5 separate regions of the Homo sapiens genome follow, and regions 2, 3, 4 and 5 are each linked to region 1. Evidence: chromatin loops called from intact Hi-C (ENCODE). Cell type or tissue: IMR-90. All regions are shown on one strand. Each heading gives the region's core, and the rest is flanking DNA. Links, peaks and the distances in the headings are about the cores only. Region 1 overlaps PCTP (phosphatidylcholine transfer protein). Region 2 overlaps LOC101927389 (a long non-coding RNA gene). Region 3 overlaps TMEM100 (transmembrane protein 100). Region 4 has its middle 91 kb from the start of SMIM36. Region 5 has its middle 15 kb from the start of SMIM36.

Evidence for each region. Peaks named below come from ENCODE experiments on the same cell type or tissue, not always from the same donor. Only the 100,000 strongest peaks of a DNase experiment are listed, where the experiment ranks them.
Region 2: it touches region 1 in a loop (10-fold over the local background); 14 of 110 quality-filtered maps call a loop at or near these places.
Region 3: a loop joins it to region 1, with 8 times the contacts of the local background. A loop is called at or near these places in 30 of 110 quality-filtered maps.
Region 4: a loop joins it to region 1, with 10 times the contacts of the local background. A loop is called at or near these places in 14 of 110 quality-filtered maps.
Region 5: it touches region 1 in a loop (15-fold over the local background); 98 of 110 quality-filtered maps call a loop at or near these places.

The regions. Positions count from the first base shown.
Region 1 is chr17:55,767,745-55,773,758 of GRCh38, reverse strand. PCTP (phosphatidylcholine transfer protein) reads right to left here. Exons shown (of 6, transcript NM_021213.4): 3 at 2,574-2,653; 4 at 1-35. Among named protein-coding and RNA genes, the nearest start is that of PCTP, 20 kb to the right of the region's middle. In IMR-90, for the core only: a CTCF peak has its summit at 3,305 (motif pointing right); DNase peaks (open chromatin) are centred at 3,348 and 3,978; H3K27ac peaks cover 682 bases.
Region 2 is chr17:55,639,271-55,645,284 of GRCh38, reverse strand. The region is part of intron 2 of LOC101927389 (a long non-coding RNA gene); the gene reads right to left. Among named protein-coding and RNA genes, the nearest start is that of TMEM100, 81 kb to the left of the region's middle. In IMR-90, for the core only: a CTCF peak has its summit at 3,316 (motif pointing right); a DNase peak (open chromatin) is centred at 3,314; H3K27me3 peaks cover 145 bases.
Region 3 is chr17:55,714,408-55,720,421 of GRCh38, reverse strand. It overlaps TMEM100 (transmembrane protein 100), which reads left to right. Exons shown (of 2, transcript NM_018286.3): 2 at 1-795. Among named protein-coding and RNA genes, the nearest start is that of TMEM100, 5.4 kb to the left of the region's middle. In IMR-90, for the core only: a CTCF peak has its summit at 2,086 (motif pointing right); a DNase peak (open chromatin) is centred at 2,091.
Region 4 is chr17:55,599,471-55,605,484 of GRCh38, reverse strand. No RefSeq gene overlaps it. Among named protein-coding and RNA genes, the nearest start is that of SMIM36, 91 kb to the right of the region's middle. RefSeq lists a silencer at 3,063-3,357. In IMR-90, for the core only: a CTCF peak has its summit at 3,528; a DNase peak (open chromatin) is centred at 3,524; H3K27ac peaks cover 199 bases; H3K27me3 peaks cover 159 bases.
Region 5 is chr17:55,523,282-55,529,295 of GRCh38, reverse strand. It overlaps a transcript of SMIM36 not described here. Among named protein-coding and RNA genes, the nearest start is that of SMIM36, 15 kb to the right of the region's middle. In IMR-90, for the core only: CTCF peaks have their summits at 1,584 (motif pointing left), 2,116 and 2,723 (motif pointing left); DNase peaks (open chromatin) are centred at 1,555 and 2,715.

The DNA of each region.
Region 1 (6,014 bases), core at 287-5,286:
ATGTCCAGGTCTCGCCGCTGCCGAAGGTAGACATACTGCATAGCCAGTTAAGGCAAGACACCAACGCCAGCATTGTAGACAGACAGAAGGAAAGCGCCACAAGCTGGAAGCAAAGGGAGGTGATTCTGTGCCTCCCACTTGGCATTTGCTCCTTTCTACCACTAGTTCACTGACGTGCCCTGTCTCCATACCTGCACTGCAAGACTGTGCCTCACACCACCTAGTATTCTCACCAAAGAGCATGTATTACTTACCTGTGAGTGATCCCTTCATGCTTTTAATTATGTGAGGAAACCACATTTCCTTTCTCCAAGAAGGCACTGGGAGATGACAGAGGAATGGTCACTTAACAGCTGTGTGGTCCTAGGTAAGCTACTCAGCCTTGCTGAGACTCAGATTCCCTATGTAGGAAAGGGAGTAACACTGCCTTGCAGACAGGCTTGGTGGGGGCATTAGAGAAAGACCTGGGCAGAGTAAGCACTCGACAGACAATGGTGTCATTCCTCTTTGTTCTGGCCTCACCCAATGCTCTAATTACTGACCTTTATGCATAGTAAATGGTCAAGCAATGTTACAGCTGATGACCATAGGAAGACATGGGACTACATGAATATTTCGTAGGCAGATGTCCTCTCTGGGCTAACACTAGTTTACCAAGAATAACAAAACCATTTCATGTCCATCAGCCTTGACAGAAGAACCCTTAAGTTTACGGCACTATTCTAGGGAGGATAATGAAAGTCTATGAAACAACAGGAATCACTACTTATCGAGCCTTTATCATGTAACATCATGCACTTGACATACAGCTTAAATTTGGATCCTTACAAAGACCCTGTGAGTTTGGTATGAGTATCCCCATACTACAGATGACAAAAGTGAGGCTCAGAGAGGAAAAGAACCTTGCCAAAAATCCCACATCCCAGCTGAAGTGATGAAACATGAATTTTTATCCCAGATCTGGCTCCAAAACCTACTTAGAATTTCATAGTTGGATGGAGCTCAGATATTTAGTTTGTTAGTTACACTTTCATAAAACAGAATTTTGGGTTTCCCACTCAAAGGAATCAAAAACCTAAAATAATCAAAAAGTCACTACGCACAACACAATTACACTTACTATAACATGGCAGCCGTCTCAGCCTCCACCCACCTCAGTGTCTTTTTTTTTTTTTTTTTTGAGACAGAGTCTCACCCAGACTGGAGTAGAGTGTCACGATCTCGGCTCACTGCAACCTCCACCTCCTGGGTTCAAGTGATCCTCCCACCTCAGCCTCCGGAGTAGCTGGGATTGCAGGCGCCCACCACACCCAGCTAAATTTTTTTGTATTTTTAATAGAGACAGGGTTTCTCCATGTTGGCCAGGCTGATCTCGAACTCTGACATCAAGTGATCTGCCCACTTTGGACTCCCAAAGTGTTGGGATTACAGGCGTGAGCCACCCGCGTTCAGTCCCACCTCAGTGTCTTGACAGCGCCCCCTGTTGCCCCACCCTCACATTGGACAGTCTATTGCTCCATGCTCTTATACACTAATAAGTAAAGTTCTTAAATGTTTCAGGAAAGAGATGTTGATTTGTCACTGGGTTCCTTTCTCCTACACCTTTTACTTTTTCCTTTTAGCAAATATTGTTCCACTCTCTCCCCCAACTTTCTCAGCTCATGTGATAGATATCATCTGATACTCCACGGAGGAAGAATTATCTTGATATAGTGATTAAAATTTGGCAGAACACCTTTGAAGTGTTGGCAGTTCATCTAATTCAGTGGCTTCCAAACTTTTTTTTGACTCCAAGAGACCCTTTGCTAAAAGGATCTTACATGGAAATTGAACCTGTAAAACACTCCGCTGCTGGGATTGAAGAGCATGGTGAAGGAGTCAAAATCTTACCTAGGAGTCATCCTACTTCCATCCTACCCACCCCCAAAATTCCATCCTAGCCCCCCAGCTTAGTCCTAAGGGGGCTTCTGAAGACCTTACAGTGCCAGCCAAGCCTCCCTACATTTCATTCAACTGCTTCATTTCATAAACAAGGACATTGAGGGGAAGAAGCTTACAGTCAGTGTCCAGAGCCAACAATCAAGGAGGGATTTCTGTGGGGTCTACTGAGATGGGGGAGGCGGAGAGAGCTGGAAATGCAGAGGCCTGAGTTCCAGCACCTGCTCTGCCACTAACCACCTATGTGCCTCTGTCCTATCACCTCTTTGGGAGCCCTTTTTCCTTCTGTAGACTGAGGGAGCTGTAACAAGCACTTTTTATAAGAAGTTCCTTCCAGATCCCCAATTCTGTGGCCTGACAATTTCAAGGCCTAGGAAACTTCTTAGGAAAGTAAGAGCTGCTCTCCAGTGACCAAAATTACAGACACTTCATGTGGTTGGGCCCAGAAATCACACTCTGAGCTCTCCAAACACCATACAAGAAGCAATATCTTTAGCAAATGCTGCTGCAAGAATCAGAGACAATGTTATCTGTGCCTGCTGAGAAACCAGCTCTACCTCTCTGCAATAGACTGCAGCTGAGGAACACAGAAACACTTAGAGGGCCAGGGAATGAGTACCTTGTGGAAAGGATACGTCTCTGTTGGACATGGGAAAAGGGTACTTCACTTCCCAGTAGACCACAGTCTCTCCGTTGCATTCTTGTTCATAGAGTTCTAAAGGAAAGCAAAAGAAGTTAATGCATCTGGAAGCCTTTTTAGCTACAACTAATAAGGGTATGACCTCTTAGGCCAAGCATGGTGGCTCATGCCTGTAATCCCAGCACTTTTTGAGGCCAAGGTGAGTCAATTGCTCAAGTCCAGGAGTTCAAGACCAGCCTGGGAAATATGGTGAAACCCCATCTCTATATATAAAAAAAAAAAAAAGCAAAAAAATCAGCCAGGTATGGTGGTGCATGTCTGTAGTCCCAGCTACTCTGGAGGCTGAGGTAGGAGGATCATCCAAGCCTAGCAGGTCAAGGCTGCAGTGAGCCAAGCCATGATTGCACCACTGCACTCCAGCCTGGGTGACAGAATGACACCATGTCTCAAGAAAAAAAAAAAAAAAGATGACCTCTTAGGTTATGATAAACCACTAACTCATAAGGTATAAAATTCTAGAAAAAAGTCAAACCGATTAATTTCCACTGAAAGCTTATTGCCCAGGGACAGAGTCTAGTGGATAGAAAAACACAGCACAAATAAAAGAAGCCAACAAATCTTGGCCATTCTATAGCATAATCAATATTCTTGATAGAATGCAATGAAACAAAATCAGACATCAAAAAAATAGTCAGAGGTTTTAAATTCAGGATAACCACCAGATGTCACTAGAGTACCAATAGTTTTGCTTCTGAGCCCTTTAATTCCCCTTTAGGATTCCTTGATCCATTACAGCTAACCTGGAACGGAGTCACCCAGTCTAGCACATTCATAGGTCGGATATGAAGGTTCCAGAATGAGCAACGTCCTTCTTGAATAGTTAGAGATCAGCAGAACTATGGCTTACCCCAAGTTTCTTTCTTCTCTCCCATGTTTCTTTGCACTATGCCACAGCTAGGGTGACCAAATTTCCCTAATAATCCTTCCGTCTTACTATTATGTGCAAACAGCAGCCAACTCTTGGAGGGAGATAGCAAAGAAATTTAATGGCATGCACACCCTCTGTCCCCAGACTGTGCTGTGCAGTAAACTTCTTTCTACCTCCAGTTAAAGGAGCCCAAAGTCCCTGGAGGAGATGGTAAGGAGGGATAATTTAGGTTTTGAAAGAAAATCTATTAGAAGCACACTGTAGATTAAGGAGTGTGCCAGCCCATTAAGGTCACAGGAGGCTGATGAGAGTCCTTAAAAGAAAGGGAGAGGTGGACATCTGTTGCTTTTACATGCTCAGCATTGATCGCCCCTTGAGCATCTCAATTTTCCTTCAGGGCATCACCCTTCCCCTACTTCTCAGCTGCATGGTTTCGCAAGACTGACTCTGCAGTAATTTCAGGGCTGGGAAAATGAGCAAGACACGGCCATGGTGACGAATTCAGGGATGGCAGATCTGTCCAGAGTCGTAGTTAGTCACTCTAGCAAGTTGAGAGCAAAAAGTGATTTAGTAAAGCTCTCGGATGGACCAGAGTGAGATTTCCAACCTCAAGATTGTTCCAGCAAAGCCTAACTGCTGCTTCCACTGGATGAGAACCCAGAGTGAAAGCTGTTGATGTTGGGGAGCAAACATCAGAGACTCAGCAGTTGTTTTCCCTAAAGTCAGATGCCATCACTGGTCACTGAAAAATGGATCTTCCATGCTGCCTGCTTCCTCACATGGCTCTTTTCCAAATTGAAGCCACATGTGGGTCTTATTGGCAGAGTCTATGTCACATGACTGTATCTTGGCTGCAAGGGAGGCCTGGACAGACAGTGTCTGGCTGTTCCCTTGGATAGGTAAGCATCCCACTGCCCCCTAAATAGGAAGAGTATTTGAGAACACTAAGTTGCCCAAAACCATGATGAATGTCCACAGAAAATAAGCACAAACTCCAAGCTGAGCTGACAAGAGCCAATCCTGGCATCTGGCTGTCATCCCTAGAAAAGTAGAATTCTCCTTCCTCTGGGGTTATTCATATGGTTAGAATATAAATCTGGATCTTCTGGCAGACATCTTGGCCATGACATAAGAATCTGCCTAGGAATTAGGTCAACACAGAAGAAAACAGAGTCTACAGATGGAGAAAGAAACAATCCTGATGAAATTATTTAAGTTCCCTGTTGCAGCTGTCCTCAAAGTTAGAAACCCCTGGACTTTTTTCAATGCCATGAACTAATAAACTCCTTTTTCTCTTCTTACACTGTCTTTAGTTGGCTTTCTGTTACTTGCAACCAAGAGTCTTGACTAAAGGCTTTATGTGCCTTTGGCTAGTTTCATAGTTCCATTCCACTATGACTGGGTTGGCAGAGGCTACTCCAGCTCTAAGTGGCAGGAGAAGTCCCTGTGTGATGTCTTTCATAACACATAACTTACAGGGAAAAATCTAAGACCGATAGCCTGGTCGCCATGCTAGGCCCTGGAGGATCTGGACCCAACAGCTGCCCTAGTTCGCCTAGTAGTAGAAGAACCTACCCTAGCTCTTCGACTACTACTAGTACTAGTTCTATTAGCTAGTTCTACTAGTACTAGCAGTACTAACAATAGTAGTAGTAGAACTAGTACTAACAGTAGTCGAAGACCTAGGATAGGTTCTCTTACTCCAACCAACCCAACAACACCAAACTGCTGGCGGCTATTGAACATATTGCTTCACGCTTTCCTGACCTTACTAATGCTGATCCCTGAGCCTAGAATGCTCTTAACCAGTCATCCTGTCCCTCTCTTACCTCCTCACATACATGTATTCTTCTCTGTTTGGAAAATTTTGATTCAACTCTCAAACCAAAACTTGGACCGCACCTCCTCCCCTTTCATGACAACCTAGATACATGGGAGGATCACACAACTTAAAAGTGGCAGCAAAGGAGCCCCAAGAGCAAACTGTGGAGAGGATCTAAAACTAGGTAAGGAGCAAGTCCTAGCAATAGCAAAAGTGCATTTCAGTCCAACATTTAAAATGCTTTTGTGCCAAAATTTAATAGGAAGCACTATGTAGTAGAAGTTAATTTTATTTTTTTCTACTGGCAAGAATAAATAAAAATAGATTAGACTTTTTTTTTTTTTTGAGACAGGGTCTCCCTCTGTTGTCCCTGCTGAAGTACAGTCTTGGCTCACTGCAACCTCTGCTTCTTGGGTTCAAGCAATTCTTAGTGCCTCAGCCTCCTAAGTAGTTGGGACTATAGGCATGCGCCACCATGCCCAGCTAAGTTTTGTATTTTTAGTAGAGACGGGATTTCACCATGTTGGCCAGGCTGGTCTCAAACTCCTGGCCTCAAGTGATCTGTCCGCCTCAGCCTCCCCACGTGCTGGGATTACAGGCGTGAGTCACTGCATCTGGTCAGAATAGATCTACTTTTTAATGATCAAAAAAAAAAAAAAAAAAAAGCACTGGGTGCAGCGGCTCAT
Region 2 (6,014 bases), core at 463-5,462, 130 kb after region 1:
CAGGCAGTGTCCCCCAGGGCTGTAAAAGGAGGATTTGACCTGGTCAGGGAGGTCACAAAAGATTTCCCTGAGTAAGGGACGACTGAATTGAGAAGGATCATTGACTAGTGTTGAAATAGAGGGCAACCTAGGTGGTATCTGGAGTAGTTTCCCAAGTCCCAGGTGCCTCTTATAGGACCTGGTGGAAGATTTGGTTGAAGGTGTGATTGGAAGTATCTAGAGCCCTTAGATGCTCTATATCTTTAAATCTGAATTCTCTTGACTTTGTTTGCTCTTCTTCCCTTAGACTTCTACTTCCTGGAATAGCAAACCAGGACTTGTCCTGACTGTGGCCTTTCCAAATCTTGGTGGCTTTGAGAAGACACCAAACAAGGAACAAGGACAGTGAACCCAGCTCCATGTATCTAGATCTCACCCCAGCAGTGATCTGTCTGTGCAGATATTCTCTCTACCTGGCTTAGCCCTTGCGTGGAAGGGATTGTACACATTTGCTTTTGATCCATCTCTTGTAACTCTTCCACTTATCTCACACTCCTCTCCTATGTTTTCACTGTGAGACTTGGGTAAGGTCTGTACTTCATTGATATCCCTTAGGTATTGTCTCTTCTAATATTCTCTTTAGTTGTGAGCAGATCCCCTACTCTACTGACTCATGCTAAAGAATGAGCAGCAAACAGAGACCGAGTCTATTTGAAACCCATGGGCATTGAGATGCATGATCATCTCTCTCCGATGTGCTGTCTGGCAACTAGGCAAGAACAGCAAGCAACCACAAACTGAAAATAGTTAGTGTTCCTTTTACCCGGGAATAAACAGAGCCTCCCTATCTTCTCTTGTTAATGCTTACATCTGCAGCTGTCAGTGAACATCCCCCAATGCCTTGCTGAACATGAGAGGAGAGGAACGTCTCGGGGTTTGGCTTAATCTCATAATTTTGTTCCTCCTGCCCTTATTCCTTCACCATCAGATTATGAGTGTCCCCATTACTACTCTTCTCCCTCTTCCTAAGTTACAGCACCTGTGGCTGCTTCCTCTCCCCCATCTCCTTACCAGGGCTCCAGCTGTTCTTTTCACGTTCACCACTCACCTGTACTGATAAACCCTCTTCATCCACACAGCACCCTAGAGAAGGGAGAAGGGAAGGTACCAACACATAGGGGTGCCACGTGGCCAACCCAAGACTTTTTGGCAAGTCAGTAGCAGAGCTGGGACTAGATTAGAATGTTGGTCTTCTCAATCGTGGCTCTATGCTCTTTCTACTAAATCATGGTGTTGTTTTTGTTTGTTTGGTTCTCAAATAGGATATTTTAGACAACAAAAATATGCTGGATATGTTCCATTTTCCTGTCTGAAAGGTTCTCGCCCCCCGCCCCGGGACTATGTGCAGCCTCCACATTTGTTCTTGTCTTTTGGCTTCCTGTTAGGTTCGGCCAATGGGAAGCCCTGGAAGGAGAAAAAAGGGTGGGAAGATAACGAGATAGGGTAGCCGTATCCCTGCTCCCTTGTTGCTGGACTAGGGGTTTTAGTCACTGTGTTCCTCCACCCAAGCCTTCGGTTCCTATTCAGTGTCTCTCTCCTACACCTTTCTTTGTACTCACATAACCACTCTCTCCCCTTACCCCATCAGATCTGAGGATGATAATGGCTCCCAGCTATTGCTAGCTCTTAAATGCTTTCCTATCCCTTGTTGATTTCCTTTAACTGTTCCACTTCTTTGTAAATAGTCATTTCATTAAATTTCCCTCAATTGCCCCACTTAAGGGTGCCCTCTCTTTCCTACAACAACTAGGAGTGAGACAGAGGGTTGAGAAAGAGCCTTCTGAAGTTAATTCTTATCAGCCATAGGCATCTATTTCCTGAACTCCTTTGCCGTCCTCAAGTTTGTTAATGGATATATTTCACATCTTGTAAAATATGCTTACTGTGGTGGAGCTCCTGAGAGATGAACAGTACCCATAGAATTCCATCTTTCCCAACACTGACATGTCCTATAGAGCCTTTTGTGGGATTTGTACCAACTTGAAGGAGAAAATACCCCCCACACACATAAAGAAACAGGATGGGCATTCATGGACAGGAACCTAACTTCAGGGTAACAGAAAAATGATGGATTAGTGAAGGAAGGCCCTCCTGGACCTGTCTTTGGGAAGACTAGTCTTGGTCCTGTACCTAAAATTGCACACAAGCCCTTTAGTTTTAATGATTAGGTCCCCAGTTATAAAAAATGGTATTTGCCACTGAACCGGAAGTTCTTGTTTTTTTTGTGGTTAGCCTGAGGCCATGGAACTGCAGGGTCTCTTTCAGGGAGGTCTCCATGGTATCTAATTCCAGGGCCCCTCCCACTGCCACAGTAAACACCCTTGAAAGGCCCTGAAGGAATGTTCCCAGTGACCACCTGGGGATCTCCAAAAATCTGTGGGAGGCTCCTAGGCATAGTGGTTTCAGGGTTTTCATACCACCATCATCCAGAACCACATCTTACTCCTCCCCACACTGTCTGAACTGCTTGAAAAGTGTCAGTGAATGCAACTCCAAACAACAGAGGGCCCATTTAAGCAGAAAGCCTGGACAATGTCAGTTTGCCATGATCATGGCCCACTCTCTCAAAAGACTGCTACAAGACCATCACCTGGTTTAGCCATTGTAGCCCAGATAACGCCAATGTTATTGTTATTCTCTGCAAAACTATTTTAAGTTCCCCAAACTTTTCCAAATCCTCTGTTTCCTTAGATCCACCTTGCAAATCTATACTCTTGGCAGGATAACTACTGTTATCCTGTTTTTACAGAGAGATGAGGAAACTGAGATCATGATTTAAGTTCTCAGAGCTAGCTGTTGGCAAGACTGGAATTAGGAATCAGATCTGCCTATGTTCCCTGCCATCCCACTCCCTCTTTTTCACTACATTACCTTTCATCCATGATGTTTGTATGCACAGTTTATCAGTTTTCTTATTGAAAATGCTTCTAACAATATCTTAATGGTGTTCTTATTCTTGCTACTATGATATAAAATTCCAAATAAATTGTGTATTCAAAAAATTTGTATTCTTTAAGTTAAAATTTTTATTTACAATGCATTTTACCATTGCAAGTTTGAAAACACTGTGGTTAGAGTTTCAAAGTGGCCCAAGAAACCCAAAGATAGTAGAAAACGTAGTACTAGCAGTAGTACTAGTACTACAATCTACTTTCCTAGCCTACAGCAAGAATCTCTGCAAGTCCACAGCCCTGTTGAACTTGAAGCTTCCCAGAGGGAACTGTAGGTTCACTGAAGATGAAGTGTCTCCATGTCACAATGCCAGCAGGGGGCCCCATAACAGCTTTCACAAAGACTGGCTTCTGCTAAGTCAAGTATCGTAAGTGGATAACCAGCCTCCCTAAGTCAGATCCAAAGCTTCCTGCTTTGAAACCCTCCCACTCACAAAGCTGTGCATATCATGTGTCGTGGCACTAAATTAGCAAGGAATAAAGAAGCTTCATTGCTGTTGATTGTACTTCCCTTCTGTGATGGGGCCAAAAGGAATTACTTGTTGAGAGAGCTGGCACCTCCTCTAGAGATGCTGATTGAGTGTAGAAGAGATATGCACGAGCTGTGGGAGGGAAAGAAAGAAGGTATTTCCATTTAGCACTGGTTTTCTTTTCATTTCAGGGATGGTCACATTAGAGAGGTGAAGTTCAGACATAAGCTCCACACACTCCTCAGTGTTCACAACCTACATGGAATCTCAAGAGCTGGGAAGAGTCTCAAGCAATCCTCTCTCCACATCTGCACCAAAATAGGAAAACAGCTCTTCAGTATTCCTTGATCATCAATAACGTACCCAACACTGTCCTAAGCCCTGAAATATAGATAAAGGAGTTTCAGTCTGTGTTCTTGAAGAAAGTGGTTTTGAGATGGGGCATCAGATAGAAAAATATAATAAAGGGAAAATAATTGCTATTTTTTAACCAAACCTGCCTTCCAAGGTCATTCTGGAAATGTACTGCTCTTTGTTTTTCCTTCTGAGTGCTTCAGTTGATATGCTTGAGCAAAGGTGGACACAGATTCGAGTTGAGGGAAAGGAGGAAGGCAGAAATAAACACAAGAAGGTGAAAATAAATTAGATTTCTTGGAGCTAATCCCAGAGGGAATAGGTGAGGTGGAGGCAAGAGAGTCAGGGACAGAGAGAACCACTAGTGTGGCTGGTGCTGCACCGGGAGCACAACATGGGAGGCAACTTTGGAAACATCTGCTGGGTGAAGTGGCTGAAGCTTTTAGAACTGAGATGTCCAGTGTCCACTTTGAAATTGTTTGCATTGCTGCAGAGCAAACTGCCTCCCCACCTCCTTCCAGTAAAATTTACTCTGCTAAGATTGCCTTGTGTGAGTAGGGGTTTTGAAAATACGGAGGAAAGGCCTGCATTTCCTCCTGTTTGGGCTGAGGTGGTGTAGCACTGACTCTGGCACACACAGTATGGTGACAACCCACAAGCCAAGGATGCAGCCAGCTGAGCTCAGTGTGACTTCAATCCGCAGAAACCCTCGGGACAACGGGGTGTGGTATGAACTCACACCAAACACAGAATTGGAGGTTTAAGAAGATTTTCTGAGTTCTAAATGAGAAAGTAACCCTTGTTGTCTATTCTTCTTTCAAAAAAAAAGTAAAATGTTTAAAGTATTTTAATAGAGGTTAGGACATAATATTAGACCTTAGGACGTAATATTACTACCATATTGGACCAAGAAACTAAAGCAGCTGGGCGCGGTGGCTCACGCCTGTAATCCCAGCACTTTGGGAGGCCGAGGCAGGCGGATCACGAGGTCAGGAGATCGACACCATCCTGGCTAACATGGTGAAACTCCGTCTCTAATAAAAATACAAAAAATTAGCCTGGCATGGTGGCGGCGGGCGCCTGTAGTCCTGGCTACTCAGGAGGCTGAAGCAGGACAATGACATGAACCTGGGAGGCGGAGCTTGCAGTGAGCCTGGGAGGCGGAGCTTGCAGTGAGCCGAGGTCACTCCACTGCACTCCAGCCTGGGCGACAGAGCGAGACTCCATCTCAAAAAAAAAAAAAAAAGGGAACTAAAGCAACAAAAGAAGGGAAGTGGGGTTGAGAAAGGCTTCACAGAGGGGGGAAAATTAAAGCAGGGCTTGGAAGATGAATAGCATTTCACCAGTTTGAGAAAAGACAGCAGGAGAAAGGAACAAGGAAGGGTATTTTAGGTAGAGTTAAGTGCTTATGTCAGAGTTTCTGTACCTTGGCACCACTGACATCTTGGGCTGAATAACTCATTATTTAGGGCGAGGTCCTGTGCATTGTATAATGTTTAGCCGCATGCCTGACCTCTGTCCACTAAATTTTCAGTAGCACATTCCTGTCCAGTTGTGACAAACAAAAATGTCTCCAAACATTGCCAAACCAAATGTCCCCTGAAGAATAAAGCAAATGGCATGTTTGGGGGATAAAGGGCAATGAAGTTGAAACCCAGTGTTCATAGACAATGGTGGCCAAAGATAAGGTTGGTAAGTAAGTTATGACCAGATGGTGGAAGGAGACTAAATGCTTGCCATGGAATTGCCATAATTCTCTATGTCCTGGCAATTCAGATGTGAATTTTAAGCAGAAATAACGCAGTCCAATCTGTGTTATCAAAAGATAACCAGAAGTCATATAGATAATGACTTAGAAGGGCAGAGAATTTAATTAGACAATTGCTATGTCCTGTAAGAAAACAAACACAGCTACCTTGCTTCTTTGTCACTTTGGTCTGCAGAATGGTCCATGACCGTCCATGACTATTACCCTAAGAACTTTCTCTTAGGCCCAGCCAAACTTGCCCAGCCTTGACTCTGCACTAGTAGCTTGTTCTGAAGGCTGAGAACACCTGTAGCTTTGACCCCCTTATTTTAGCAACCATTCTTGAAGCAGCCAGAAGTTCACACCCAGAAGCCCTTTGTTTGTTGTGTTGTTGCTAACAGAGCCTGAGGTCTAACAGGGGTTTCCCGGGTGTGTTGATTAGCTTTCTGCTAC
Region 3 (6,014 bases), core at 1-5,000, 53 kb after region 1:
TTGGGGGTCATGGGAGTGCACAGCATTAGACAGTATTTGGTTCACCCTGTAAAGTAGCCAAGAAAAGATGAGAAAAATCAAGATAGGCCTGGCACACTAGACATTTGCCTCCAAAAGAAATAACCTACAGTCTTAAGATGTATCATAAAAATGTTCTGCCAAGGATCTAAATTACCTTGGGTTTCGCATATGTCTATGAAATTCTGTGATAATTTTTTTCAATACATTGATTCACTGGCGTCTGTTTTCATTTTATACTTTTAATAACTCATCACTGGTGGTACTTTATCTTGAAAAGTAATATTTTTTATATTTTAACATTGGACAGTGTTAGCCAGTTGTAATGATGTATCAGAAGTAAAGAAAAACCCATTAAAGTTATAGCTAATAGATGCTGTTGGGGGTTAAATTAATAGTAAAATAATCCAATATAGCACTTTTGATGATTTTTATATAAAAGTCAACTGTACATTTCATTCAGAATAATAAATACTTATTGCTGCTAAAACTTCTTAAATGGTTGTTTCTGCTATAGTTATTTCTATTGCAGTTCCAAATTGCCATCTTCCCTTGTCTCATTTGCAAGTTCTCAATTGTATTTCTCTCAAATGGACAGGTTCCTTCTTTACTGGAGGATTTTTGTTTTTATCATATTGGTTTTTCATTACTTCTGAATAGTCTTAATTACGTTTACTAAATTCTAAAGGATTTCTGTGCTATTATAATTAGGAAATCAACGTCTTTGGTCAGGAACTTTATAATGTGCTATTAAATGTATATTACATTTTTGTGGAATCAGTTGTTAATTATTTGCTTAACACGTATGCCAGCACCAACTATATGCCAGGCATAATGTAGATTCTCAGGTTTCTTACTCAGTTAGATCTAATACAATGCAAATAAAGTTACTGCTTGAATTCTTCAGTGGACATTGAGCTAGTCCACAGCTAGGACTCTACCCTGTAACTCCAGCCAGAAATACAGCTCATTCATGTAGTTTAAACCACCTTAAGCTAGAATCGAAAGATAGGCATGAAGGTTTCTTAAAACTTGGAAAACAAAATCAGCCTAGCATAGCACACTCATTGAAAGTCTTTCTGTCCAGAAATTTAATTAAACATGACAGGAGCCCTGGGGCCCTTACTACTCCCTCATGCTCAGGTAGTTTTGGTAAGTGGAAACACCCTAAAAATGACTTTGCAGGTCAGATGGTGTCACGTACAGATCAACATTCCTCCCAACCAAATGCAAGTTTAGGGGGCTGTGCTCATTTCAATGCAAGTGAGTCTGTGCCTTCACATGCCTCTTCTCCGTGCAAAGATACTCAAAGCCCACCCCCCACCCCGCCACCGCATTGCTGTATTAAGAAATTACTCAGACAAGGTTCAAGATTCTCCAGTCTGATCCAAAAGGACGTATCCAGTTTTCATACTCACTCTAATCCCCAAACCTCCTTATGAGTTAGCCAGAATAGACTATTCACCATTCTTGCACCCGACTTTGGTTTTCCTGCCTCCATGTCTGTCCAAACTTGTGTTTTCCCTCGCTTATAGTGCCATTGTTTCCTTGATTTTAATCTCCCCAAATCCTGCTTCTCATCAGCACTCAGCTCAAATGCTACCTCTTCCCGGAAGTCTTCCCTTTTATCTGAAAGTAAATGCCCTTTCGTGAGTTCATCTTTTATTCTCTGATGGCATCTTTTATTTTCTGTCGTGTTGGTGGCATAAGTTTTATCCTTATTCCAAAGCTCCTTAGAAGTGTGTGATAGATCCTCTTTTTAACCCTAGTGAAATGCCTAACATAATGGCTTACGGAGATTAAGTACTCAATAAGTACCTAATTAAGGTGCTAAATGAGCCAAAAAATAAAAAATCAGAAAGTGAATGGTTTATCCAGAATTATAGTCCATTCTAATCTCGTTAAAGAAAAAAGTTTAGTTCTCATTTTTCCCCCAAAGAGGCCATCTCACTCTCTATTACACCTCCACTGTAAGCAGCAGTTGGAGGCGAATATTTACTCTCTATTCTTCTCTAGCCTGACCTGGCCTTCAAAATGCTTGAAAAGCAAACTCATGAATTATTTCCGGCCACCAGGGGGCCCCATGCAGCTACTTGAGTCCCAGAAGAAACAGTTCTATGGAAAGACCTAAATTGTAATAACCAAAATGGGATCAAATCTCTCCTAAACGTGAGGAGTTGGTGGAGATTCTCCATTTATCCCACCCTTACACACTTCCCTAAGCCACTTCACAGTGGCTATCTTGGGGTTCTGTTAGTACGGGAAAGACTTGCTCCATTTAGGGAGCTTCTAGTCACATTAAAAGGTATATACTGTTACATAGCTGCACGGCGCAGAGATAGTTCTACACACTGTGAACCCCAACTCCCACGAGGAGAATAAACTCAAATTGGGATTACAAATTATCACAATTATCTCATAAAATGTTTTTATTGGGTAAGGTCTATCTTTACAAATGGTTGTATTATATACAAATATGCAGGTGCGACAGAAAATAAATGAATGCATATAAAATGCATGCATAAATGTATTAAAAAGATAATCTGACTCCTCCCTAGAATATCAGAAACCAGCTATATCACCTAGTGGAATTCCCCCTAAACACAGACATCCCAGAGTGCACAGAAACAACTTTTAACCTTGTTCTGTGCAGCTGGTCTCTGGCCCAGGTGAGAATCATAGCTGTATGGTGGCTCTGCTCCCCATCTTACTCTCTTGGTTAATCTAGGGAATCCTGCCTGGAGAAACTGCACAAGGAGATCACGTGATAGCACAGAAGTTTGAGGCCAAAGGATGAACCCCAGAGAGCCAGATCACAAAGCCTCAAACCTACTTTCCATCACCCGCTCCCCCCCACCATCCCTAAAGAGAAAGAGAGGAATACAGGTGAGAGAGATGTTAAATAGGCGATACATATTCTGGTCTCCAGGCAAGTATTACGGTTCTGAACTTGGAAGATCTTGATATTATAGTGCTCGATAGTGTAACAGCACTCAACTGTACCTGATATTCTTCACCACACTCTGAGGCTGGGAGTATAAGTGTTCACTCCACTTTACAATTGAGGAAACTATAGTTCAGAGAGGTTAAGGGACTGTTCAGCTAAGATCTCACAGCAGGCGAGGCCTAGCACCAGGAACAATAGGTTGACCACACATTGTAGTTGCCCCAGTGTCTTAAACCTCTGGGCTGCTATAACAAAAGTACCATAGACTGGGTGGCTTATAAACAACAGAAATGTTTCTCTCTCACAGTTCTGAAGGCTGCGAAGTCCAATATCAAGGTGCCAGTATATTCCATGTCTGCGGAAGGCCCACTCTCTGGTTCATAAGTGAAGCCTTCTTGCTGTGCCCTCAGATGGTAGAAGGGGCAAAGGAGTTCTCTGTGGCCTGTTTTACAAGGGTGGTAATCCCATTCACGAGAATTTCACCTTCATAACCGAATAAACTCCCAAAAGCCCCACCTCCAAATACCACATTGAAGATGAGATTTCAACATATAAATTGGGGGGTGGAAGGGAACAGACATTCAGTCTATAGCACCCAGTTGTTTTGTTTGTTTGTTTCTTTTTTGAGACGGAGTCTCACTCTATCGCCCAGGCTGGAGTGCAAAGGTGCGATCTCGGCTCACTGCAACCTCTGCCTCCCCGGTTCAAGTGATTCTTCTGCCTCAGCCTCCTGAGTAGCTGGGACTACAGGTGCCCGCCACCACGCCTGGCTAATTTTTGGTGTGTGTTTTTAGTAGAGACAGGGTTTCACCATATTGGTCAGGCTGGTCCCCAACTCTTTACCTCGTGATCCGCCCGCCTTGGCATGCCAAAGTGCTGGGATTACCGGTGTGAGCCACCACGCCCAGCCTATAGCACCCAGTTTTATGCTTAGCCATAACCAAAATCATTTCCAGAATGTCTCTTTAGCAAAAGGAGACAATACAGGTATTACAACATCTACTTTTGAAAAACTCTTGTTAAAGTATAATTTACACAGAGAAAGTTGTACAGCTCAATGAATTTTTATAAACTTGTGGAATTAACATCCAGACAAAGATACTGAATATTGCCAGCACCCAAAAGCTCCCTTTGTATCTACTTTCCATCAGTATCTCTCCAGGCGAAACCACTATGTGGCCTCTAACACCCAGAGTTGTGTTGCCTGTTTTTTAACTTTGCATCAGTGGAATCGTATCAAGTATACTATTTGTTCCTGGCTTCTTCTTGCAACATTATGTTTATGAGCTACAATCTATATGGTTGTACGTAGTTATAAATGGTTCATTCTTATTGCTGTGTAGAATTCCATTGTACAAATACAGTATCATTTATTTAGTCTTTCTACTGTTGATAGACATTTGGATAGTTTCTAGTTTTTAATGACTGAAGATAGTATTTTTGGTAGCCAGCCTCTAACGGTATCACATGATCCCGGACTCCTGGTATTCACAGATTCTGTGGCCTCCTCCCACATTGTCCCAGAGTTGGTTTGTGTAAACAATAGAATATGGCAGAAGGGGTAGTAGTTGACTTCCAAGATTAGGTTATAAAGACATCTTGTTTTTTCTCTCTTTTGATTGCTCCCACTCTCCCTCACTCCCTCTTTCTCTGAGGGAAGCCATCTACCATGTCCTGAGGTCACTCAGGCAGCCATGCAGGGGCCCATGTGGTGAGAAACTGAGGTCTCCAGCCAACAACTAGAGAAGAACTAAGAACTGCCAGCCACTACCTGAGTGAGCATAGAAGTGGATCTTTTCCCAGGGGAGGCTTCCAAGGACTGTGTTCCCGGATGACAGCTTGACAGACCTCATGAGAAACCCATCCAGCCAGGGCTGCACGGTGACTTTATGGGACCTATGCACTTTTGTCTTTGTGGGCCCCTTCCTCCATTACAACAAAAAGGAAGTATCTCACTCACTGGAAGGAGGAAATTGTACTAACAAGCATCGTGGTCCCTAGGCCTGGTGCCTGCCGTACCTAATGGGTACCTTGGCCCTGAACCCAGCTAAGTTATTCCCAGATTCCTCACCCACAGAAACTGTGAGATAATAAATGTCTGTTGTTTTAAGTTGCTAAGTTTGGGGGTAATATGTTTTGCAGCAGTAGGTAGCTAATATTGTGCTATGATGAAATTTGTTCTACATGATTTTTGATGTACGTATGTGCATGTTTCTGCTGAGGGTAGACCTAGGTGTGGAATTCCTGGATTAAAGGACAGTATGTGTTCAGCCTTATTGCCAGAAAGTTTTCCAAAGTGATTGAGTCAGTGTACTCTCCTGCCAGCACTCTTCAGAGTCTGGATGCACTACATCTTCAGCCATTTTTTAGTATTTTTCATCTTTTTTCATTTTAGCCATTTTTATGGGTGTAACATCTGCTTTTAAAGTTTTAAGAAAGGAGACGTAGCACAAGAATGTGGGCTTGATACAGCATAGCAAGTTAGAGATAGGAGAAGGATTTGGAATGGGAAAGTAGGATTTAGATTTGGACTTTGGAGGAGCAAAGCAGCGAAAGAGAAATTCTCGGGAAGTGCTCTGGAGATCAGGAAACCAAACTAGAGACTGGAAGTTTAAGTCATCGCAGTCCCAGCTTCAGCATTTATCAAGCATCCATTATGCTCCAAAGGTCATATTCTGAGCTCCACATGGAATATCTCATTTGATCCTCACAGCAGCCTAGTGAAATAGATACCATTATTGCCTTCATTTCACGGATAAGGAAACTGAGACATAGATGAAGCCATTAAATGAGATCACATAGTGAGCACACTTAGGGCCTGAGTTCAAAATCCAGAACCCACTCACTTAGCCACACTGCCTATCCTGCCTGGTACACAGTAAACTGTCAGTACCTGGTTCTTGAAGGAATGTCTCAAGTAGAAGCTGAGCAACACAGTCTCAGGTGTCTAAGCTAAAGAGTGGGGCCAGGTGGAGTGGCTCACGCCTGTAATCCCAGCACTTTGGGAGACTTTGGGAGACCGAGGCAGGTGGATTATGAGGTCAGGAGT
Region 4 (6,014 bases), core at 458-5,457, 170 kb after region 1:
TACCCAAGCACAAGAAAGCCACTCTGTAGTATGTAATGTTCCTTTATTGAAGGCATTGGGCTCTAACAGAAAGGAATTGAAACAGACAAGAAGGAAAGTAAATGCTGGATCTGAATATGGCTATTCCCAATATCCACAATGGTCACCCACACCATTCCTTCTGCTTTTGATCATGTTATAGGGGTCAGTTACTTCCCCTCATAAGACAGCTGTCAGGTACATCTTCATTTCCTGGAGCCCGGACCCCCAAATCCTCTGAGTGGTTATACATAGCCCCAAAGGAAAAATAAACAATCTCAGTGATGTTATCCTAAACACAGTAAAGATGACCTTTTATACGAAGAGCACAGCAACATTGCATCCCATTATCCAGAACATCCCATTGCTGAACAGAAAGGCAGGCTCAGCTCTAATTTTCTGTTACAACAACAGTAACAAAAGCAATAATTATAATAGGAGCTATGGTTTATTGAATTTCTACTCTATGCCAATAACAGCACTAATGACTTATATGTTATTTCTAATATTTACATCAATATCAAGGTTAGGTATTAGTCCCATTTTATTCTAAGAAAGCTAAGGGCCGGGCGCGGTGGCTCACGCCTGTAATCCCAGCACTTTGGGAGGCCAAGGCAAGCGGATCACGAGGTCAGGAGTTTGAGACCAGCCTGGCTAACATGGTGAAACCCCGTCTCTACTAAAAATACAAAAAAATAGCCGGGCAGGGTAGCGGGCGCCTGTAGTCCCAGCTACTCGGGAGGCTGAGGCAGGAAAATGGCGTGAACCTGGGAGGCGGAGCTTGCAGTGAGCCGAGATCACGCCACTGCACTCCAGTCTGGGCAACAGAGCAAGACTCCATCTCAAAAAAAAAAAAAGAAAAAGAAAAAAAAATAAGGAGAAATAAAGTAAACTGTCCAAGATCAAACTTTTGGAAAAATTAGAAATAAGATTAAAATCAAGATATTTCAAGACGCTGAACCAGTATGATGGCTGACTCCTTCCTCTGAAGTACTGAAGAGGGAAAATACCTAGAAATTTGTCAAGAGAGCTGGAGTTATACTGTTTAGGACTGGTGTATGAGTGAGGCTTTGACTTTGAATAGAAGGAATAACGGCATACATTGGGAGAGTACAATAAGATAGGAACTCTTGGTGTTTTCCTCTTGCTCTTCTCTGTTGCTGCCTCGGACAAACAATTTCTGTCCTCATCCTTATGGCTCTCAGCTCTGGTCCAGGTGTGCAAGGTAATACAAACAAAGGAGTGCAGAAGATATGTATTTGTGAGGCATTAAGAAAAACAGGTAGAGACTAACCTTGAGCAGAGAATCCCCATTCATCCCCTTCCAAACTCTTTAAGACTGATTAGCTTTTACAATCTCAGGATGCTACTTCCTCTGGGCAAAGAATGAGGCCTTGACCTAAGGGCCAGAAGTAACTAATTGGTTTTTCTGTACCTGGCCTTCTCCCATGGCCATATTTAGGCATAGTGGAAGACTCTCTGGCATTTTTTAAATAGCATCAATTTCTATCTTATAGCCCCTGGGAATTCTCTAACCCACCAGAAATTGGCCACTTCTTGGAGGAGGATGAGAAATGAGCCACATCGTTTTATTAATAGATGTGAAAACCAAAAGGAAAGCAGGTTTCATTAGCCGTGGGGGGAGAAAAGAAGCATATACTTCAAGAATAAATACATGTGAGTTTAAGATATCAGCAGACATTCCCCCCTCCCTCCCACCACCCACCCCGTCCCCCACCTACCATGCCCAAGGGCTTAGCTCCCTAACCTGAGCTAATTAGGGCTGCTGCAGCTTAAGATCTACCCTTCTCGACAAAGTAGCCAATATCTCCTGGGGAAAATGATCTCACAAAGCAAAATAAAAATACATTTGAAAAGCACAACTATTTTAAATAAAAACAACTTACGGGTTACATATGGTGCCAAAGAAGAAACATTAGAACCGAAAGAGATGATAAAAGTTACAATTAATAATAGATATAAAAAAACCTAGTTAAAATAAAGAAAAAATCAAACAAATAGCATGAATTAGCTAAGGAATAGATTCAAAATGTGAAAAACCGGATTGAGAAAAATCTCTCAAAAGGAAGGATAAAAAGGCAAGAAAATATAAAACATAAAAGAAAATCTAAGAAGTGGAGGGAGAGCAAAATACAACTAGAATTAGTAATATGAGAATAATAGAAATCCCAGAAAGAGAAAGCAATAATAAGAAAAGAAAACATTTGAAGAAGTAATGGAGATAAATTTTCCCAAATAAAAGAAAAGAAGGAAGAAGAGGACACTTTACAGTAAAAGAGTCAGATAATTCCAAAGAGGAGAATAAAGAAAAACCCACATTAGACATCTTATTAAAAAATGTAAGAATATCAAAGGCAAGGAGAAAGTTACAAAAGCTCCTAGAGAATAAAAAGCAGATCCTGCAATACTGATCGAGAATCGGATTAATTTCAGATGTTTCAACACCAACACTAGTAACAACCAACAGCAAAAAAAGAATTTCTAAAAATAGAGTAGTATTTTTAAGTATTGGGGGAAAAATGTACTTAGAGCAAGAAGTTCATATTCAGCCAAACTGTCATTTAAGTATGACAGGATGCTAAACATATTCTCAGGCATACAAATCCTCAGAGTGACACAAAAATATTCATACTGAAATAAATTTTGTATTAAGTATTTTAATTAGAATACAGAACATTCCAGGAGATGGCACAGATTTATATAAAGTAACGACCATCTAATACCTTGGTAGATTTTGATGTTACCTTAAAAAGTAGCTATAGAGTGATATCAGCAAGATGGTGGAATACGAAGCCCAAGACCTCACTCCCCAACAAAAACCTTGACTCAACAACAATACATGCTCCAAAATGCCTTTATAAGAATGCCGGAAACCAGTTAGGAAGATGCAATATCCCAGGCAAACTGAAAGCCAATAACATCTCCCCTGAAACAGGTAAGAAAAGCTATTTCATGTCAACTGCATCAGACCTTCCCCAAAGCTAGCACAGATCATGATCAAAAGGAAAACTCCAATATATAGCTTCTCTTTGGGAAATAAAAGAGAGGAGTGGAATGCACATTCAACATTTCAGCTTTTGAAGGGAATGCCTGGACTGGTTTTTGTCTTGCCTAGCACAGAGCATTGATGGGGAAACCTACATACTTTGGATTCCTGGTAGCCTCTGAGAACAAAAGAGAGCTCAACAACTTAGAAGCAGCACCAGAGAACTTGCAATACTGCAGACAGAGCCAACATAGCTCATCAAGATAGGGAGAAAGTACCAAGATCATGGCTTTTCCCATAGGAGGAAAAAAGGAGAGAAATGTGTGTCCAACCTTCTGGCTTTTGTTGGGGGCTTCCTAAGAAACTGATTTCTGTTTCACCTGGCTCAAAGCACTGATGGAAAACTGGCATATTTCAAAGTCCTGGGGGCCATTGAGAAGAGAGAGAGCTCAGTGGCTTGTGGAAGTGCCAGAAAATTGCAGTGCCATAAACATCCACCAGAGTGAGTAAGAGACTACAGCTCCTGAAAAACCAGCAAACCTATCTAATTGAGAAATAAACCCAGAGAAAATGCATCCCCAAGAAAGGTTTGAAAGACCTCTGGAACCTCCAACCAGGCTGACTGATGAATGTCTTCTTCTATGTGAAGCCAGTCCTTAAAGACTGGGAGAGGTGGTTATTTTTTTTCAAATGCAAAATCACAACAAAAATTACAAAGCACACAAACAAGGAAACATAACCCAATCAAAGAAACAAAAAAACTCCAGAGACTGACTCTCAAGAAATGGAAATCTATGAATTAGCCAACAAAGAATTCAAATAATCTTCTTAAAGAAGTTTGATGCATTACAAGAGAACACAAGTAACTAAACAAAGTCCGAAAAACAGTGCATGAACAAAATGAGAATATCAAAATAAGATAGAAACTATAAAAAAGAACAAAACATATTGGAGCTGCAGAATACAATAACTACATTGAAAATTTTACTACAGGGTATCAATAGCAGACTTGATCAAACAGAAAAAAGAATTAGGAAACTAAAAAACAGTTCATTTAAAATTATAAAGTCCAAGGAACAAAAAAAAAATAATGAAGAAAATAAAAGAAAGCCTAAGGGACTTATTGGACACTATCAAGCTGACCAATATATGAATTATAGAAGTCAAAAAGTGAGAAAAGAGAGAATGGAGCAGAGAGTTTACCTGAAGAAATAATCACCCAAAACTTCCCAAATCTGAGGAAGAAAGTGGATGTCCGAATTCAAGAAGTTCAAAGGACTCTAACTAGGATGGACCCAAAGAGGCCCATGGGAGACACGTCATAATAACACCTTCAAAAGTCAAAGACAAAGACAATCTGGAAAACAACAAGAGGAAAGCAACTTGTCATTAAAAAGTGAGCTCTCATAAGGTTATCAGCAGATAACTCAGCAGAGACATTTTATAACAGAATGGAGTGGCATGATATAGTCAAAGCACTAAAAGAAAACAAAATTACCAAAGAATTCTACATCTGGGGAAACTGTCCTTCAAAATGAAAGAATAAGACCTTCCCAAATCAATAAATGTTCAGGGAGGTCACCACTACACCTGCCATATAAGAATTGCTAAACAGAGACCTTCAAGTTGAAATAAAAGAATGCTAACACCAGCAGCACAAAAGTATATGAACATTTAAAGCTCTCCATAAAGGTAAATATATAAATAAATACAGAAACAAATTGTAATGCTGGTGTATAAATCACTTTTAATTCAGGTATAGAATTAAAAGAAAGCATATAAATAACTAGCTATAAAACTATATTAATGAATATAAAATATTAAAATATGTAATTTATGACATCAATAGCATTAATGGGTGGTAGAGAATGAAAAGGAGTAGAGTTTTAAATTCTATTGAAGTTATAATCAGTTTAAAATATATTTTATAACCAGAAGACGTTTTATGTTATCTCTATGATAACCACAAGAAAACATCTATGGAATATACACAAAAGAAAATGAGAAAGAAATCAAAGCATGTCACTACAAAAAAATCAATGAATCACAAAGGAAGGCAGCAAGAAATAAAAATGGAGAGAAAACTCCAAGACATACCAAAAACAATAAAATGGCAATAGGAAGTCCTTCTTTATCAGTAATTGCTTTAAGTGTAAATGGATTAAACTGTCAAATTATAAGACATAGAATGACTGAATAGTTTCTTGTTTAAAAAAAAAAGATCCAACTATATACCCTCTACAAGAAACTCACTTTAGGTATAAAGACATACATTGGCTTAAAGAGAAAGGATAGAAAAGGTATTCCATGCAAATGGTAATCAAAAGAAAGCAGAAGTGGCCATATTTATATAAAAAATAGACTTTAGTCAAAAACTGTCTAACAAGAGACAAAGAATGACATTATATAATGATAAAGAGTACATTCACTAGGAAGATACAGCTCACAGTAGAGTACCCAAATATACGAAGCAAACACTGACAGAATTGAAGGGATAAATGGACAATAACACAATAATAGTAGGATAATTCAATATTCCACTTTTAATAAATGATAGATCAACCAGACAGAAGATCGACAAGGAAATAGAGGACTTGTACAAAATTATAGACCAAATGAACTTAACAGAAATATACAGAATATTCCATCCAACAGCAGCAGAATACACATTCTTCTCAAGAACACATGGAACATTCTCCAAGTAGATCACATTTTGAGCCATAAAACTAGTCTTAACAAATTTAAGAAAATTGAAATCACACCAAGTATCTTTACTGACTACAATGGAATAAAACTAAAATTTAATAGCAAAAGGAAAACAGGAAAATTCATAAATATATGAAAATTAACACACTCTTGAATAATCAAAGAACAAATCAAAGGGAAATTTTAAAATATCTAGAGACAAGTGACAATGAAAACACATTACACCAAAACTTATGGGATGCAGCAAATGTACTCCTAAGAGGAAAGTTTATAATGTTAAACA
Region 5 (6,014 bases), core at 573-5,572, 240 kb after region 1:
TTGTTGGGCAAAATTTGGCTGCTTATTTGTAAAACAAACTAGCATTTTTTAACCATATTCTGCTTTGTATTGTCTCTGTATGAATATCTCTTTTATACTGCAGCAAGAGGAAACCTGAGAAGGATAGTTCTGTCACCTCCATTTTTTCTTCAGAATAAATGTCAACATCTATGAGTTCTTCTTTACACAAGTTTAAATAGTTGGTGCTAGACAGACCCAGAACAAACATCTGAAGGAATCCCCTGAAAATATGAGGTCACTAATATAAGTGACTTATCCAATGTCACACAGGCAGTTTGTGGCAGAGCTTCAATTCTACCCAGATTTCCTGGTTCTTCATCCAGAGCTCTTTAGCTACTTTTCTGTATATGCAAATTGCATTTTCTTCCAACTGTCTTAGCAGAAAGAGTAAAAACAATTACGTTATAGGTTTAAGACTTCCTTGAGGCTGGTGCAGTGGCTCATGCCTGTAATTCCAGCCCTTTGGGAGGCCTAGAGGGTCAGATCATCTGAGGTTAGGAGTTCGAGACCAGCGTGGCCAACATGGTAAGACCCCTGTCTCTACTAAAAATACAAAAATTAGCCAGGTGTGGTGGGAGGCATCTGTAATCCCAGCTACTCAGGAGGCTGAGGCAGAACTGCTTGAACCCGGGAGGCAGAGACTGCAGTGAGCCGAGATCGTGCCACTGCACTCCAGCCTGGACAACAAAAGTGAGACTCCAACTCAAAAAAAAAAAAAAGAAAAGAAAAGAAAAAAAAAGACTTCCTTGAATAGCTGTGCTTGTGCTTGGTGGTGTGCGCCTATAATCCAAGCGACTTGGGAGGCTGGGGCTGGAGGATCACTGGAGACCAGGAGCTTGAAGCTGCAGTGAGCTATGATCGCACCACTGCACTCAGGCCTGGGTGACAGAGTAAGTCCCTATCTTTAAAAATATATATTATATGAAATTGAAAAAAAAGAACTTCCTTGAATAATCCCACCCACCTGTGTTGTTATCCTGGTTAGTAAATAATCGTGAGCAATGGTATTGATTTATGTGTTCACATAGGCAACAAGCATTTGTCAGGCATTTATTATTGTGCCTCACATGAGGCTAGGCAGTTGGAGAACAATGAGATAACACAATGTAGATTTTTAAGGGCTTCATATTGCAAACCGTAAGACACACTAAAATAATGGGTAATATGTGCTCTAATCCTGGCATGTGAAAAGTTCTGGAATATAAAGGAGAGAAGGCTGAAAAGTGAAGGGTGCAACCTAAGACTCTGACCAGTGACTAGGAGTTTTCCAGAGGAGGAAGAACGGGAAAGGCATTTCAGGAAAAGGCCAGCATGAACACGCATATGAAGCTGCACGCAGGTGCAGAAAAAGGGGTAGGTGTTAGTCTTCTGGGGCTAAGTAGGCAGACCCTGGTTTCTGCCACCCCTGCTAAGTTTAATGCTTTCTGACGACAGACACAAGGTGTTCAAACCTAAGTTGATAGTTCTCTTCTCCCCTGATCTGCAGAGTGGCAGCCTATTTTTTCTGACTGTAAAATGGACTACAAGAGAAAATTCCTGCTCAGAGGGTGCCCTCTCTTGGTAAGCGTGCACATGCAGTGTTTCTCTCCAAGAAGGAAAAGGATACTTCAAATTGCCTATAGTGTCACCCTCATGCAAACCTATAAAAAGAAGGAAAAAGATACTTCAAATTGCCTATAGTGTCACCCTCATGCAAACCTATAAAGAAAACACAGTTTCCCTGACAGGTCACTTTAGTTGACAATAAGAGTAGATGTGAGGGAAAGAGCCACAGACTGAGAAAAACTGGATCCCACAGGCCTAGCGACCTGATCATAAAATCAGTGGATTGCGCCAAATGTTCTTAGTCCCTCCTTTTTCTGATGTACTCTGACTTCTAGAAGCTATGGCTCACTAGATCTTGGCTAAATTTAAAATTCTTGCTACTTAAACCATATTCTCAGAAGTTAAGGACTCTGAGGAAACCAGAGAATCCCCACCAGGAGAGAAATATTGTTTCTGGCTGTGGCAGCTTTCATCTCTGAATGTTCCTTAGCAGCCAGAGATAATTGGTCCATATAACTTTTCCTTTCTCTTTTTCTCACATTCTAGCAGTAAAAATCCTTTTTGAAGATGGTCAATAACATGAGGACATAGAGCAGAATCACATTCTGTTTCTACAAAACACCCCCACCACCATTTTAAACTACAAATCTGCCAAACAAAAGATCATCCAAAAGACACTTTTTGAGTGCATTGCAGAACTGGGAGGGTATCTTCTTCCGAAGTAATTTCATTTTTCAGGCTTGCAATAATAAAATGATCTTAAGAGTGCTGAGAGCCAACAGCTGAGGGGAGTAGAGCCACCGTTGAGCCCTGAGGCTTGGTGGTATCCTGGGATTTGGACATTCCCCACAGATAATTCCAGCAAATGCATTATTATAGGGGAAAACAGTTCCTTGAAGTGGGGAAGGAGACTGAGAGTGTGGGGAGGGGAAAGAAATGAGCCAGAGGCAAACTGTGTGTGGTCATGTGGGAAAAAATTAGCTTATTTTTTCTGTTGTCGCCCAAAGAATGTCACTGGTGATATAAAGAAGTGGAAAATGAGAAAACTCCATGATCATCCAAAAGCCATTATTGTCCATTTCCTGATCCTGATGGGAAGGAAAATTGGACCATAAATCTTAGACTTACACATGGTCATGGTCTCTTAATGCCCTCTGCTGGCGAGGAGGCAGACTGCAGCTGCCTGCACTGTGTTATAGTGGACAAACTGCATAGTACCTCTAGGCTTCATTTCCCTCATCTATAACATGGGGATAATAATAGTCTTTCTCGGCCGGGCGAGGTGGCTCACACCTGTAATCCCAGCACTTTGGGAGGTCGAGACGGGTGGATCACCTGAGCTCAGGAGTTCAAGACCAGTCTGGCCAACATGGTGAAACACCATCTCTACTGAAAATACAAAAAATAAAAAATAAATAAATAACCAGATGTGGTGGCGCACACCTGTAATCCCAGGTACTTGGGAGGCTGAGGTGAGAGGATCGCCTGAAGCCGGGAGGTGGAGGTTGCAGTGAGCCGAGATCGCACCACTGCACTCCAGCCTGGAGGACAGAGTGAGACTCCATCTCAAATAATAATCATAATTAATAATAATAATAGTAGTATTGCTCTTAGAGAAACGTTGTAAAGATTAAAGGAACTAACATATATAATTCATTCAAAATGGTGCTAGCTATAAATTAGAATGGCCTTGTTGGCCACATTTGTTTCCTTTCTCTATCTCCAGTTTTTTGTTTGTTTTCCCAAATCAAAACAAATCAATTACAGCTCTGTAATTGGTGTGGTGGCTCACGCCTGTAATCCCAGCAGTTTGAGAAGTCGAGGCAGGCGGATCGCTTGAGCACAAAAGTTCGAGACCAGTCTGGCCAACATGGAGAAACCCCATCTCTACTAAAAATACAAAAATTAGCCAGGCATGGTGGCGCCTGCCTGTAGACCCATCTACTCAGGAGGCTGAGGCTGGAGAATCACTTGAACCCAGGAGGCAGAGGTTGCAGTGAGCCGAGATCACGCCACTGCACTGCAGCCTGGATGACAGAGTGAAACCCTGTCTTAAAAAAAATCAATAAATGTCTATCACACTTTCATTATGTACAAAGTATCATATATAGTAGATATTTTGTCCCTATCCTCAGTGAATTAAATCTATTTTGAAGATGCAACACAAAACTGGTGAAAAGTTAAATCTTAGGAAGATTTGTATAGAATATTCAGTCATCAAAAGAATTTTAATTGGGAAGTACATTATTAATTCTAAATTAGTTGTGCATACAATGAAATTTTCAGAGGAGAAGGGTAATGTAAAATGTTATGGGGGAGGTAGGATTTGGACTTGGTATTAAAGATGGATTTTAGGTAAGGATGAGCAAAGAAGGCATAAGAAACTAGAACAGCAATCAATCAATCAATTAATCAATGAGGCAAGGTAATGGGAAGGAGAGTTAAGGAAAAGTGGAGAGACAAGGGATGACACAGTTTTTCCAAATATATGTGAATAATGAAAATAAAGCTGAAAAGTAGGTTGGTGCTAACAGAAGGCTAAGCTAAGAACTAGCACATCTCAATGTTACAGAAGAAAGCCTTCTGTAGACAGGGGAACATATATAAAAGGAGGTACAGTATAGAAGTTACAGGTGCAGGCTCCATTGCCACTGCCTAGATTCAAGCCTTGGCTCTGCCACATAAAAACATACGACCTTGGGCAACTTCCTCAACCTGTCTGTGCCTCAGTTTTCTCATCTGTAAAATGGAGGGATAAACTTCCATAGAGTTGCTGGGAGGATCGGATGGCTCAGTGCATGTAAAGCAGTTAGAAGAGAACTTAGCACATAGTAAGCTCTCAGTCTATGTGAATTATGATGATGACAATGTAATGATAGCCCACCTCTTAGGTGATCCTTCACTATTCCAGGATTGAAGTCAATCCTAGCTTTATACAATTGCTACTAGTAATAGGGCACTTTTTTCACTAGCTTTATACAATTGTTACTAGTAATAGAATACCATTTTCTCTTAGTAATAATGGACTTCCTGAAACAACTGGACCCTTAGAAACTTTTAGTGAACTAGAGAAATGCAAATCAAAACCACAATGAGATACCATCTCATACCAGTCAGAATAGTTACTACCAAAAAGTCAAAAAATAACAGATGCTGGCCAGGTTGCAGAGAAAAGAAAACGCCTATACACTGTCGGTAGGAGTGTAAATTAGTTCACCTATTGCAGAAAGCAGTGTGGTGATTCCTCAAAGAGCTAAAAAACAAATACCATTCAACCCAGCAATCTCATTACTGGGTATATAACCAAAGGAATAGAAATTATTCTACCATGAAGATACATGCTGTGTATGATCACTGCAGCATTATTCAAAATAGCAAAGACGTGGAATCACCCTAATGTCCATCGATGACAGATTACATAAAGAAAATGTGGTGCATATACACCACAGAATGCTGCATAGCCATAAAAAAGAATGAGATCATATCTTTTGCAGAAACATGGATGGGGCTGGAGGTCATTATCCTTAGCAAACTAACGCAGAAACAGAAAACCAAATAATGCATGTTCTCACTTATAAATGGGAGCTGAATGATGAGAATTTATAGACGCAAAGGGGAACAACAGACACTGGAGCCTACTTGAGGGTGGAGAGTGGGAGGAGGGAGAAGACCAGAAAAAATAACTATTAGGTACTAAGGTTAGTACCTGGGTGACAAAATAATCTGTACAGCAAACCTCTGTAACATGAGTTCACCTATGTAACAAACCTGCACGTGTACCCCTGAACCTAAAATAAAAGTTAAAAAAAAAGAAAAGAAAAAGAAAAACTTTCTTAGGAGGTTAGATATTAATATGTTATCCTCAAAACTTGAAACAATTTTTCTGAAAAAAGAAACTTTTAATGAGCTTATGTTTTCCATTCGGCTTCATATAAATAGAGCCAGGCAATTTGAAAGCCCAACTCAAAATATTACTTTTCCCTGAAGCTGGATGTATTAGTCGGCCGAGACTGCCATAACAAAATACCAGATATTAGGTGCCCTAAACAGCAGAAACCTATTTTTCTCACAGTTCTGGAGGCTCTGGAAAGTCCAAGATCAAGATGTCTGCAGGTCTGGTTTCTTCTGAGGCCTCTCTCCTTGGCTTGTCTATAGCTGCTTCCTTGCTTTGTCCTCACATGTTTTTTTTTTTTTTTTTTTGAGACGGAGTCTCACTCTGTCGCCCAAGCTGGAGTGCAATGGCACAATCTCAGCTCACTGCAACCTCCGCCTCCCGGGTTCAAGCAATTCTCCTGCCTCAGCCTCCCAAGTAGCTGGGACTACAGGTGCGTGCCACCATGCCCAACTAATTTTTGTATTTTTAGTAGAGACAGGGTTTCACCATGTTGGCCAGGAAGGTCTCGATCTCCCGACATCGTGATCTGCCCACCTCAGCCTCCCAAAGTACT